Regions from separate parts of the Homo sapiens genome. Here regions 1 and 3 are each linked to region 2. Evidence: chromatin contacts called from ENCODE Hi-C or POLR2A ChIA-PET data. All regions are on one chromosome and are shown on one strand. The core of a region is the stretch at or near the end of the contact, and the rest is flanking DNA. Distances in the headings are between cores, read along the strand shown. Region 1 overlaps LOC105375130 (a long non-coding RNA gene). Region 2 holds the start of TTYH3 (tweety family member 3). Region 3 holds the start of SNX8 (sorting nexin 8).

Region 1 (4,590 bases), core at 1,523-4,022, 460 kb after region 2:
ACATATCAAGTTCTTTCCTTTTTTATTTTTTTAAACAGTGAATGTGAATGTACTGCAGATTTCCCGTGAAATGCTCCATCGTGGGAGTTACTAACTGATGAGTGCATTCATTCGTTCCTTCATTCATGCGTAGGGTACCTACTATGGGCCAGGCCTGTGCAAGGCTCTTGAAGGACAACTGGGAAGAAAAATCAGACATGGCCCTATTCTTATGGCACTTACGATTCAGTGGGAAGCTAGACAATAACCAAATAATTGCATAAACAAATGTAAAAAATCATCAATTTAGGCCGGGTGCTGTGGCTCACGCCTACGATCCCAGTGCTTTGGGAGGCTGAGGTGGGTGGATCACTTGAGCTCAGGAGTTTGAGACCAGCCTGGGCAACATGGCAAAACCCTGTCTCTTAAAAAAAAAAAAAATTATCCAGGCGTAGTGGTGTGGACCTGTAGTCCCAGAGTCTCAGGAGTCTGGGGTGGGAGGATCCCTTGAGCCCAAGAGGTTGAGGCTGCAGTGAACTATGATGGTGCCATTGCACTTCAGCCTGGGAAACAGAGCAAGAACTTGTTTAAAAAAAAAAAAAACAAAAAACAAAACAAAACCTCACAAATGTATTTATCTTTTGAGACAGGGTCTCACTCAGTTGCCCAGGCTGCAGTACAGTGACTTGATCAGAGCTTATTGCAGCTTCTAACTCCTGGACCAAGTGATGCTCCCATTTCAGCCTTTTGAATAGCTGGGACCACAGGTGTGTGCCACTAAAAGATTGTTTTCTGTAGAGAAGGGGTCTCCCTGTGTCCCGGCTGGTCTTGGACTCAAGGGATCCTCCCACCTCAGCCTCCTAAAGTACGGGGATTACAGATGTAAGCCACCACACCCAGCCACAAATTTCTACAAAGAAGAGTTACACAGTGTTCTCACAGTCTACAGTAGGAGGGTTGGACTCGCTCAAAAGGAGGGGAGCTTCTCTGAGGAAGTGGCCCAAAAGATGAGAGAGAGTCAATTAGGTTTTTAAAAAAAAAAAAAAAAAAAAGCCATCCAGGCTGGGGAATGAGCATTTGCAAAGGCCCTGTGGCAGGGGGCTCATGGCAAGCAGGAGGTCAGAGTGGAAAGGGAGGGGCGCAGGGCAAGAAGAGATGTGGAGGGGGCAAGGGCCAGGCTTGGAGGGTCAAGTTAAGACACTTTAGTCTTTATCCTAAGAGTAATGGGAACCCCTGAAGGATGTAAAGGGAGTAACTTGGTCAAATTTGTGTTTTAGAAAGACCAGCTGGGGCATGCCTGGTGGCTCATGCCTGTAATCCCAGCACTTTGGGAAGCTGAGTCAGGAGAATCACTTGAGGCCATGAGTTCGAGAACAGTCTGGGCAAAACAGTGAGACCCCAGCTCTACAAAAAATAATTAGCCAGGCGTGAAGGTACACACCTGTAGTCCCAGCTACTCAGGAGGCTGAGGTGGGAGAATTGCTTGAACCCGGGAGTTCAAGGCTTCAGTGAGCTACAATCCTGCCCCTGCACTCCAGCCTGGGCGACAAGAGAGAAACCCTATCTTAAAAAAATAAAAATAAAGGCCACCCTGGCTGCTCGCAGGGGGCTGGACTGCCCCCACCACATGGCCCTGCAGAAATGAAGGCCTAGTCCCTGGGTGGTGGGAGGGCTGCTGGCAGAAAGTCCCGGCTCCCCATCCTTCAGGGATAGTGGCTGTGGGGAACGTGCTGGCTCTGAGGCATACTCCATTCCAGGACAGCCAGCAGCTGATGCATGATCAACGAGGGGTAAAAAGGCCCAGACTCAGCTCTGAGGGTCTCCCCACCCCATTTCCAGATTCCCTTCAGGGTTGTCTGAAGCCTTCACGGAGGCTGCCTCAAAGCTCAATATCCTTCCTGCCTAATTCTGTACTTTTCCCTTCCCCGGATGCCAGTCCTAAGAGAACCCCTTGACAGATCTCCTGCACAGTCTCCTCCCTCTCTGAGTCTGCTTCCTGGGGCACCCACCCCTCCACCCTCCGGCAGGAGAAGGGATCAGAGACAGTACAGAGTGGAGGAGGGGATGGGCTCTCTAAGTCAGATGGAGCGAGCTCACGGCCTGCACTGGGTGGTGACGGAAGAGACCCAGGCAAGGAGGGCGCCTGTCAGGGCTAAATCATGTCCCCACAAACGATGTTAAACCTCCAAAAGATCATGTCCTAACCCCCAATGCCTGCAAATGCCATCTTATTTGGAAACAGGGTCTTTGCAGATAATCAAGTCAAGATGAGGTTCTTAGGGTGGGCCCTAAACCAAGATGACTAGTGTCTTCATGAAAAGGGAAATTTGGACACAGACACACAGGAGAGCACACGTGAGGATGAAGGTGGAGATCAGAGGGATGCGTCTACAAGTCGAGGATCACTGCAGATTGTGGAGAACCACCGGGAGCTGGGGAGAGGCCTGGGGCAGGTTCTCTGCCCCCAGAAGGAACCAACCCTACCAACACCTTGATCTTGGACCTCTGGCCTCCAGCCCCATGAGGCCATACATTTCTGTTGTTTAAGTTGCCCTGTTTGTGGTACTTTGTCGTGGCAGGCCCAGCATACTAATATAGGACCCAAGAGGTAGCTGGGGAAAGATTGGGCAAACTGTGTGCATGGCATCATTACTCAGGTCAAAAATTTGAAATGAAGCTCAAACTTAAAAATATTGGTAAGTATGAAAAAAAAAGCATGATAAAAAAAAAAAAAAGAAAAGCTATTGCTGCTAAAGGAAGAAGGGTAGGGTTTCCCCACCTCCATCAGCTTGCAAAAATGAGGCTGGTGACGTGGCTGTGGGTCTCATTTCCTGCACGGCCTGTTGGGGTTTGTGTAGTTTCTGGGCACTCAGCTTGAGAGGCTGACCTCCCAAAGGCATTGGGAGCCTGCGGGAGCCAGCCAGGGGGAGCACAGCTGTGCAGCCATGCCTGTTTGTCCTGACCCTACAGCAGGACGCAGGCGCCCCACCACCCAGAACCCCAGAACCGGATGTAGGAGGTGGTGAGAGCTGCATTGGTTGATTTCCTATTTTCTTCCTTCCTATTTTTTTTTTTTTAATTTTTTAGAGCAAGGTCTTGCTCTGTTGCCCACGCTGGAGTGCAGTGGTTCAATCATAGCTCACTGCAGCCTCTACCTCCCGGGCTCAAGCAATCCTCCTGCCTTAGCCTCCTGAGTAGCTGAGACCACAGATGCATGCCACCATGCTCGGCTAATTTTTAATTTTTTTTTTTTTTTTTGTAGAAAAGGGGGGTCTTGCTATGTGGCTCAGGCTGGTCTCAAACTCTGAAGCTCAAGTGATCCTCCCACGTTGGCTGCCCAAAGTGTGGGGATTATAGGCGTGAGGCACCGCACCTGGCCTGATCTCCTATTTCAGTAATGTATCACCTCCTGTGCAAAGAAGGAAGATTGTTGCAAATTAAACATAAAAACATGAAAGCTTTTCAAGCTGGGTATCTAAGTAGCCTTTTCATTCCCACCAACTCCATGACAGATTCCTATATGTGTTGTGCATAACCATTATTAAAATAACAATATCGCCCTGTTGGAAGAATTCAGAATGTCACTAGAACATTCTAAAGATAAAGGCCAAAAAAAACCCAAACCCCCCCCCCACACACACAAAAAACACAACCAAGCTTTATCTTTGGAACAGAATAAGGTTAAAAAAAATTAAAATAATCACAAAGGTATGATTTAATCTTTACAATGTTATAAATATTAATATGAAAAAGACTTTATATTGGGAAACATTATTATACAGTATAACGCTAATTTTATGAAAATCAATTCATTTAGTGCTCATACATTTTTTACCTCTCTCTTTGGCTTTTGCTGACGATTTACGTCTTATCATTTTCTACTTCAACACCTACCACCTTGCACTGGGGTACAGTGCAGGATTTGGACATCACAATTTTTTCTTCAGTAATGCCCCAAGGTTTCCCACAGATAAGAGGAGAAGGTTGGCCAGGTGTGGTGGCTCATACCTGTAATGGCAGCACTTTGGAAGGCTGAGGTGGGAGGATCACTTGAGCCTGGGTGTTTGAAATCAGTCTGGGTAACATAATGAGACCTCATCTCTATTAAAATTAAAAAACTAGCCAGGCATGGTGGTGAACACCTATAGTCCCAGCTACTCGGGAGGCTGAGGCAGGAGGATCACTTGAGCCCAGGAGGTTGAGGCTGCAGTGAGCCATGATTGTACCACTGCACTCCAGTCTGGGCCCCAGAGCAAGATCCTATCTCAAAAACAGCAACAACAAAAGAATAGGATGTTGCCAAAATAGGACAAACAACTGAGCTGAACGTTGGATGTTTTTAATCATAAGCATGGCTTGATTTACATCACTCCCTTCAGAAATGCAAAGGCTTCAGACATCGAGCCAAAGGCAAAACCATTGCAGGTATGTGGGGCCGGGAGAGCCCCAGCGAAGTCAGCTTGGTGCCCACTCCAGGCAGGCACAGGGCCAGCCCTGCTATGCTCCTTATCTCCTTTAATCCCCTAGCAACCCCAGAAGGTAGGTTTGTGATGATCCACACTCTGCAGATGAGGAAACTGAGGTTCAAGAGAGTTACTAACTTGCCCCTGG
Region 2 (4,359 bases), core at 1,072-3,571:
CTGTACCCCCTGCCTGCATGTGTGTACCCTGGCAGGGCTGCCAGGCTGGTGTGGAGGGCACTGGAGTTGTGGTGGGGGGAAGCAGGAGGTCTGTTTGTGGCCATGGGAGCTGCTGCTAACAGCAGGAACCAGAAACGATCTCAGGCCATGAGGACAATTTCTGCAGCTGGCCAGGGACTGCCCTGTTCATCCCTGGAGTTATGCGACACAGAACTCTGAGGTCAGAGTCAGCCCAGGGCACGGGCCGTGCAGGCGATCCCCTGGCTGTGGAGATGAGGTCACAGGCTGGATGCTGGAGCAGTGTCAGGCTAGGAGTGGGCGTCCTGCCTAAGCCACCTGTTCACAGTGAGCAATCAGCTGGCGCCAAAGAAGAGGACTCACCTGGCCAGGTACCAGCCCACTCCAAGTAGGTAGCCTTGGTCTTAGGGGGTTGGGGGGGGCTTCATTCTGCCTGGAGCTCCCACCATCCTTGGCATTGGAGAGAGAGGAACCTGAGCCAGTATCCCCACCCCACCCCAAATTTCTGGCTCTTCGGCCTTTAGGGATGGAGAATGCGACCTCCCCCCTTCTGCCTGGCTGTTATTTCCCAGCTGGGTGGTGTCTCCAAGTTATCCAGCGGGTGGAAACCGCAGCTCAGCTAGTCCCTCTTGCCCGGTGCCCTATCACAGGAAAACAGGCGAGTCAGGGCAGTCAATGAGCCAAAGTCCAGGCCTCCTGGGAAGACACTGCCCGGAACCGTCCCTGCCTGCAAAGAGCTCTTCCTGCCAGGAACGGCCTGCCTGCCCACAGAGCTGGCCAAGTCGGGCACAGCAGATGGTGGAGCCCGGGTGTGGAAACCTGTTTCTCAGTACACAGGAGGTCCAGGAATAAGGCCCCAGGTGATGAAGCAGAGCCAGGATGCACCCACTGCCCTAGAGTGCGGAGGGAGGCGTGCACCTGGGCCCAAGCACGCACTATGTCCATCCTCCTGGCTCTGGCAGCTCCCATCTCCCCTTTAGCAAAGGAGGAGGCACAGGCATGGGGAGGCCCTGTTAGGAAATTTGGCTGTGTGGCTCCAAAGCCCATGATGGGCCCTCTCTGGCAGGTGCCTGAATTTTTAGGCCCCAGGACACCAGAACAGGGCACCGTCTTCATCTTAGGTCTTGACAAAAGACTCAACCTTCCCCAGAGGGAAGGCCGGATGGGGACTGAATCTACCTGCGGATCCACTTAACACTCGTACCTTTTTAAAAAAAATTTTTTTTATTTTTGAGATGGAGTCTCACTCTGTTGCCCAGGTTGGAGTGCAGTGGCGCAATCTCCACTCACCGCAACCTCCATCTCGCAGGTCCAAGCAATTCTCCTCCCTCAGCTTCCAGAGTAACTGGGATTACAGGCGCCCGCCACCACGCCTGGCTAATTTTTGTATTTTTAGTAGAGACGGGGTTTCACCATTTTGGCCAGGCTGGTCTCGAACTCCTGACCTCAGGTGATCCGCCTGCCTCGGCCTCCCAAAGTGCTGGGATTACAGGCATGAACCACCACCACGCCCTGCCAACACTCGTAGCTTTATCATCCCCTTTTACAGACAAGGACACCGATGCACAGAGTGGTTAAGTAACTTGCCCCAGATCACACAGCTCTAGGTGCCCCAGCCAGGCCCTGAATCCAGATCATGTCCATTGTACAGATAGGCCACTCGGTGCCTTGCTGGGCGCTGCGGGCTGTGGGCTGTTGTGTGTGCAATGGGGAGGCCAAGACCAGCCCAGCCCACCAGGCCGGACCCTCGAGTCAAATAAGAAACATGCAAAGATCCAAACGAAGAGCGAATTCATGGAATGAAGCGCAGCTGCATATGCAGCCAGGGTTCCAGCCCCCACGGCCACGTGGAAAGACTGGCTGGCCCGGGTCTTACAGCGCTGAGGGTCGGTCTTCCAGCGCCTTAGGGGCCAGGCGTCCCTCCAAGAAGGCGAGGAAGTAGGCGGAGCTTCTGCCGGCGGACTAATGACGGTACAGAGGCGGGGCCGAAGGGCGGGGACACGTGGAGGGGCGGGGCCATTGGGTAATGGGCGGGGATGCGAGTGGAGGGGCAAAACCATCAGGTAAAAGGACCAATAGAGGTTCAGGAGCGAGTGGGCGGGGCACGCTGTGGGGCGGGATCGGCGGGGGATAGACCAATGGTGGGTAAGAGGCGGGACAGAGGGCGGGGCGCGCGGGGGCTGGGCTGGCGGGAGGCGGGCCAATGGAGGCTCGGGGGCGGGGCCGGCGGGCGGACGGGCGGGGGTGCGGAGGGGGCGGCGGCGGCGGCGGCGAACAAAGAGGCGGCGGGCGCGGGCGGCCGAGCGGAGCCGAGCGCAGCCGAGCCGGGCCGAGCCGGGCCGGGCCGGGCCCAGGAGCGCGCGGATGATGCGGGCGGCCAGGCGGGGGTCGACGGGTCCCTGAAGCCCGCGCCCCGGGCCAGCAAGGGAGCCCCGCGCAGGCCGCGCGCATCCGGAGGCGGCCGGGCCCCGCCATGGCCGGGGTCAGCTACGCGGCGCCCTGGTGGGTGAGCCTCCTGCACCGGCTGCCCCACTTCGACCTGAGCTGGGAGGCCACTAGCAGCCAGTTCCGGCCCGAGGACACCGACTACCAGCAGGTGACATGGGCCTCTCGGGGTCGCGGGGTCAGGGACCCCAGGTCACGGCCCCCTCCTCTCCCAGGGTCACGGCCCCCATCCCCGAGGGCCTAAAGACCCCTCATCCCCCCCTCCAGGGTCACGGCCACCTCCTCCTCGCAGGTACCGGCCTCCTTCCTTCTCGAGGGTCCCTTCTGAGTCCTAGGACCCTTTCTTCCAGGGTCATGGCCTCCTCCTCAAAGGTCTAAATACCCTCCAACCCCCAGTGAGGGTCCACGGCCCCCCTCCCGATTCTGGCCTTCCCTTCTGGTGTCACTAAGGCCCCTGGGTTTCATGGAGCTGCCTCTCCCCACTCCGTGAGCCCCCTTGGCCAGTGGAGGGCCTCTCCACCATCACTGTTGGCGGCCTGGTGCTGTGTCCCAGCAGAGACCCCTCCCCAGATGACCCCCAGGCTCTGAGATCAGAGCGGGTGCCTGAGCACATTGGGTGCAGGCAGGCAGAGACTCCTCGCCCACTCACCCCCGACTGGGGAATCCCACTGCCAGGCTTCCAGTGGGTGAATGGCCTGGGCCGCCGCCAGCCCTCTGTGGCCGGTAATGACCCCCTGCTTGGCGGTCAGGCTGTGGGATGTACACAGGGTGCCGTGTGTGGCCGTGGGAGACCAGGCTGCCTGTAGCCCCCGGGGGAGGGAGGCCCGGCGGCCAGGAAGCACCGTGGGCCTCAGGCAGGGAGGCTGGAAGCGGCTGAGCCCAGGCAGACCTGGGGGGCGGCTGGGGGCCCTTTGCAGCCCTCTCCCAGGGGAGCCCTTAGCCTGGCATCATGCCAGGCCCCAGCACCACCCCCATCGCCAAGCTACTGTCATTTGAGTGCGGGGCAGGGGACCAAGCTGTGGGCATTTCCTTCCTGCCTAGAGATCCGGATTCCAGAAGCCCCGTGACCAGGGTCCCTGGTCACCCGGAGTTTCTCTCTGGACGGATCATGGCAGAGCCCCATGGTGGGGTGGGGATGGCTTTGCTTATCAAAATGGCTTGGGAATCCGGTATTCCGCGGGCAGCCTAGCACCTGGACTCTTCAGAACTGCGTTGTCTGTGGCCTCCCGCATCCAGAGGAGGGAGGCGGAAGTGGAGGAGCAGGGCACCTGGGAGCCCACTGCTCCCAGCCTCGCGCTCACTTGCACCCAGGCCCCCCAGCCGAGCCGATGACGTTTCCTAACAGATGAGGAAGGGGGCGAGGGATCGGCCCAGGCACGCCCAGACACAGCAGGGAGGAGGGAGGCGGAAGGATTGGTATAAAATCTCACGCCTGCGTTCTAGAAGCCCAGCCCTGGGGGACCGTTCAGTGTGGGGGCAATGCACATTCAGGAACTTCTGGAACTTATTCCATGCTGATGGCTTTGCCACTTGTCCCTGGAGGACTCTGTTGAAGCTGCAAGGAGGGTGTGCTTCACTTTGGAAAGTTCTCTGCCCTGAGGGTTTGGCCCATTTGTCAGTTCTTAAGCTCCGGGGCAGCCCTGGGGCGTGGGGGGCGGCTGTTTCCTGCTGCCCCTTGGGCTGCCACCTGCCCGAGCTGCCAGCCACAGTTGGACTTCCTTCCAGCCCTCCGGGGTGCCTGCATTCCCACATTCGAGACAGGCAGTGAGAGGGAGTGAGGGGCGATGATGTCTGCAGCCCACAAGAGCCTCCGGGCAGTAGCCAGGCCCCTCTGCTCAGCCTGACCTGCCTGGCCTCCAGCAGGGTGCTATGGCCCTGGGAGGCCCTGGCTTCTGC
Region 3 (4,320 bases), core at 1,159-3,658, 320 kb before region 2:
GTGAGCCCCACTTTCAGACTTGCCTGGTTACAGGAAAGGGCACTGTGAAGCACTGCCTTGTCCCAGCAACCCCCATCTGTGGATCCCATCAGCACTCCTGATGAAATCACCACTGCCCCCAGAAAAAGCCAACTACCTACAGGAATTCCAGGCCACACCAAAGGGAGGGCGGTCTCCCAGAGACACAGCTCCCTCAGGTGTACAGCGCTCAGACTATCTCTAAATTACACCATTATGGTAGCCTCTGGAGTCTACTTCTGTGAAGCCTGAAGGAAACACAGTCCCCTACACCTGCAGAGGACCCCTCCAGCAATGCCAAATTGCTTTACAAGCTGAGATAGCAGCAGCATTCCGATCCAATCACAGCCTACCTGTTCCCAAGTGACCCCTCGGAAAGGGTCCCGCCTGAGACTCACGCTGGCCTCCAACATGTGACTTCATGGACACAATGTTCTAATCAGCGAGAACTATCACGTGCCTCCCCTTACACTGATACAAGGGAAAGGAAAAAATAACTGAAGACCCATTCTGAAAGGCCCTTCTTTCTAGACACAGTCTTCACATCGAGGATGCCCACCAAATGCAACAATCCCTCCCCTGCTCCCCGCTGCCGTTTCTCGCCGACGAAGAAACTGTCTACCAACCCTCCAGAGCTCACTTCAGTCATCACCTCCTCAGCGACACCTTGCCAGACCTCCCCACAAGGGGATTCCCCAATCTTGTCCCCCCCCACCAAGAAGAAACCGTAACTCACACCAACACCCACCTACATCTCTTCTCTGGCAGCTAGGACCACAGGAAGGAACATCCAGAAATAAGGGGCACCCTCCTGTATTCCTTCTAATGTTTAGCCTCGTTTGTTTTGTTTTGTTTTGTTTTTTTTGAGGCGGAGTCTCGCTCTGTCGCCCAGGCTGGAGTGCAGTGGCGCTATCTCGGCTCACTACAAGCTCTGCCTCCCGGGTTCACGCCATTCTCCTGCCTCAGCCTCCCGAGTAGCTGGGACTACAGGCGCCCGCCACCGCGCCTGGCTAATTTTTTTTGTATTTTTAGTAGAGACAGGGTTTCACCGTGTTAGCCAGGATGGTCTTGATCTCCTGACCTCGTGATCCGCCCGCCTCGGCCTCCCAAAGTGCTGAGATTACAAGCGTGAGCCACCGTGCCCAGCCATGTTTAGCCTCATTAACCCAAATCCCTTAAAGAGAAATACAAGAGGCCAGGCGCGGTGGCTCACGCCTGTAATCCCAGCACTCTGGGAAGCTGAGGTGGTTGGATCACCTGAGGTCAGGAGTTCGAGACCAGCCTGGCCAACATGGTGAAACTCCGTCTCTACTAAAAATACAAAATTTAGCCGAGTGTCATGGTGGATGCCTGTAATCCCAGCTACTCAGGAGGCTGAGGCAGGAGAATCGCTTGAACCCGGGAGGCGGAGGTTGCAATGAGCCGAGATCGCACCATTGCACTCCAGCCTGAGTGACAGTGAGAATCTGTCTCAAAAAAAAAAAAAAAAGAAAAGAAAAGAAAAAGAAAAAAGAAAAAGACAGAAATACAGGCCAGGCACGATGGCTCATGCCCGTACTCCCAGCACTTTGGGAGGCCAAGGCAGGAGGACCGCTTGAGGCCAGAAGCTCCAGACCAGCCTGGACAACATAGCAAGATCCCATCTCTACAAAAATAAAAAAAATTACCGGGCGTAACTGCACGCGCCCGTAGTCCCAGCACTTTGGGAGGCTAAGGCGGAGGATCACTTGAAAGAGAGAGAAAAGCAGCTACACATCTATAGATTCGGTTCACAGATGAGAAAACAGAGGTCCCGAGAGGTGAAATTACTGGCCCAAGACCACACAACCGACAGGAGCTTGGGAGAGAGGATGTGGCTAGGAAAGGCGCCCAAGTCCGGGGAAGTGGCCCCCAGTGCCATCGCTCAGCGTGACCAGGCAGGGCAGAAGAGCAGGGCACCAGGAACGGGGCGAGGAGGAAACTGTCCCCGAGGACGCCTCTGAGAGCCCCGGGAAAGCGCCTCGGAACGCGGCCAGCTGTAACCTGGACAGGGCTCTCCCGGCGCAGGAGGGCAGGGGACCCCGAGGGACGGAGGCGCGAGAGAGCACGGGGACCCCCAAAGGACAGGCGCGCAGGAGGGCAGGGGGACCTCCGAGGGACTGGGGCGTGGGGCCGAACGCGGGGCGCGGGGGCAGGAAACGAGTCGGGGACCAAGCGCGGCGGCTGAGCCCCGTCCGCCGGGGGTGGTCGGGCCGCGCGCCCTGGGCAGGTGGGGGCTACCGCCGCCCCACGCCCTACCTGACGCCGGGGGATCCGCCTCCTCGTCAGCCTCCGCCTCAGCTGCCGCCCCGACTGCAGCCGCGGGCAGCGGGTCCATCGCGCGGCCAGTCATGTGAGCCCGCGCTCCCACGTGACTTCCTCCCGCGCCACCCGGCCGCGCAGCCCTGCCGCGCCGCGCCCTCGCCCCGCCCACACCCCGCCTGGTCACGCCCCCTCCCCCGCGCGCCACGCCCACAGTCCGCCCCTGCGGGCCCGCCGCGCTCCTCGCCCGGCCTCGCCACGCCTACAACCCGCCTAGCCACGCCCACATGCCCCTCCCCGTCCACGTGGACACGGAGCCTGCTGGTGGCGCAGGTTACCTCCCCTCAGGTTGGACCTCCGGACTCGCAGGTGCACTACCTCAGGCGCAAGCCTGCACCCACCGCACCCTCATTCACTCCCATCTCTCCTCGCCCAGTCACGCCCTTGTTCGCTCATTCACCGGTTACACTGGGGTTTTCTGACTCGCACTTCCTCATTCATCCACTCACCCACTCATTCGCTCACCCACGCACTGCATCCTGCATTCATTCATTCACCCACTCACTCACTGCATCCTACATTCATTCATCCACTCACACACTCACTCACCGCATCCTGCATTCATCCAGCCACTCACTCACTCACTGCATCCTGCAATCATTCACCCACTCACTCACTGCATCCTGCATTCATTCATTCACCCACTCACTCACTGCATCCTGCATTCATTCATTCACCCACTCACTCACTGCATCCTACATTCATTCATCCACTCACACACTCACCGCATCCTGCATTCATCCAGCCACTCACTCACTGCATCCTGCATTCATTCATCCAGCCACTCACTCACTGCATCCTGCATTCATTCATTCACCCACTCACTCACTGCATCCTGCATTCATTCATTCACCCACTCACGCACTGCATCCTGCATTCATTCACCCACTCACCCACTCACTCACTGCATCCTGCATTCATTCATTCACCCACTCACCCACTCACTCTCTGCATCCTGCATTCACTCATTCACTCACTTATTGCATCCTGCATTCATTCACCCACTCACCCACTCACTCACTGCATCCTGCATTCATTCATCCACCCACTCACTCATGCACTGCATCCTGCATTCATTCATCCATTCACTCACTCACTCACTTACTGCTTCTTCATACGTTCATTCACCCACTCACTCACTGCATCCTGCATTCATTCATCCACCCACTCACTCATGCACTGCATCCTGCATTCATTCATCCATTCACTCACTCACTCACTTACTGCTTCTTCGTACATTCATTCACCCACTCACGCACTGCATCCTGCATTCATTCATTCACCAACCCACTCACTGCATTCTGCATTCATTCAGTCACTCACTCACTGCATCCTGCATTCATTCATTCACCCACTCACTCACTTACTGCATCCTACATTCATTCATTCACTCACTGCATCCTGCATTCATTCATTCACCCACTCACTCACTTACTGCATCCTGCATTCATTCACTCACTCACTAACTGCATCCTGCATTCATTCACTCACTCACTAACTGCATCCTGCATTCATTCATCCACCCACTCACTCACTCACTGCATCCTGCATTCATTCATCCACTCACTCACTCACTGCTTCTTCATACATTCATTCACCCACACTCACTGCATCCTGCATTCATTCACCCACTCACTCACCCACTCACTGCATCCTGCATTCATTCATCTACCCACCCACTCACTCATGCACTTCATCCTGCATTCATTCACCCACTCACTCACTCACTGCATCCTGCTTTCATTCACGCAACCACTCACTCACTGCACCCTGCATTCATTCACCCACTCACTCACTGCATCCTGCATTCACTCACCCACCCACTCACTCACTGCATCCTGCATTCATTCATTCACCCACTCACTCACTCTGCATCCTGAATTCATTCACACAACCACTCACTCACTCACTCACTGCATCCTGCATTCATTCACCCACCCACTCACTGCATCCTGCATTCAT

The links. Hi-C counts contacts between places; a loop is a spot of excess contacts on that map. ChIA-PET counts read pairs that join two places held with the same protein, here RNA polymerase II (POLR2A). Pooled maps may share reads with other maps.
Region 1: a pooled map shows a loop between it and region 2 (4-fold over the local background). The contact joins the enhancer-like site here to the promoter of TTYH3 in region 2. A Hi-C loop is called at or near these places in 3 of 50 pooled maps. POLR2A ChIA-PET finds 5 or more read pairs at or near these places in 3 of 52 experiments (H1, K562 and Panc1).
Region 3: a map of CD4-positive, alpha-beta T cell shows a loop between it and region 2 (13-fold over the local background). The contact joins the promoter of SNX8 here to the promoter of TTYH3 in region 2. A Hi-C loop is called at or near these places in 5 of 168 maps with a recorded cell type or tissue (CD4-positive, alpha-beta T cell, CD4-positive, alpha-beta memory T cell, CD8-positive, alpha-beta T cell and 1 more), 9 of 37 single-sample maps with no recorded cell type and 14 of 50 pooled maps. POLR2A ChIA-PET finds 5 or more read pairs at or near these places in 1 of 52 experiments (H1).

What each region holds. Positions count from the first base shown.
Region 1 is chr7:3,089,824-3,094,413 of GRCh38, forward strand. LOC105375130 (a long non-coding RNA gene) reads right to left here. Exons shown (of 2, transcript XR_007060191.1): 2 at 4,303-4,590. Among named protein-coding and RNA genes, the nearest start is that of CARD11, 48 kb to the left of the region's middle. Within about 2 kb of position 2,773, at least 9 of the 41 ENCODE cell types and tissues checked have a DNase peak (open chromatin) inside an H3K27ac peak, as active enhancers do.
Region 2 is chr7:2,629,665-2,634,023 of GRCh38, forward strand. It overlaps TTYH3 (tweety family member 3), which reads left to right and starts at 2,322. Exons shown (of 14, transcript NM_025250.3): 1 at 2,322-2,614. The coding sequence starts at 2,492. RefSeq lists enhancers at 1,747-2,478, 3,211-3,943, 3,723-3,832 and a silencer at 2,263-2,672.
Region 3 is chr7:2,312,033-2,316,352 of GRCh38, forward strand. SNX8 (sorting nexin 8) reads right to left here and starts at 2,409. Exons shown (of 11, transcript NM_013321.4): 1 at 2,296-2,409. The coding sequence starts at 2,389. RefSeq lists enhancers at 59-128, 149-318, 519-598, 2,513-3,013, 3,014-3,514 and 1 more and silencers at 2,085-2,324, 2,425-2,694.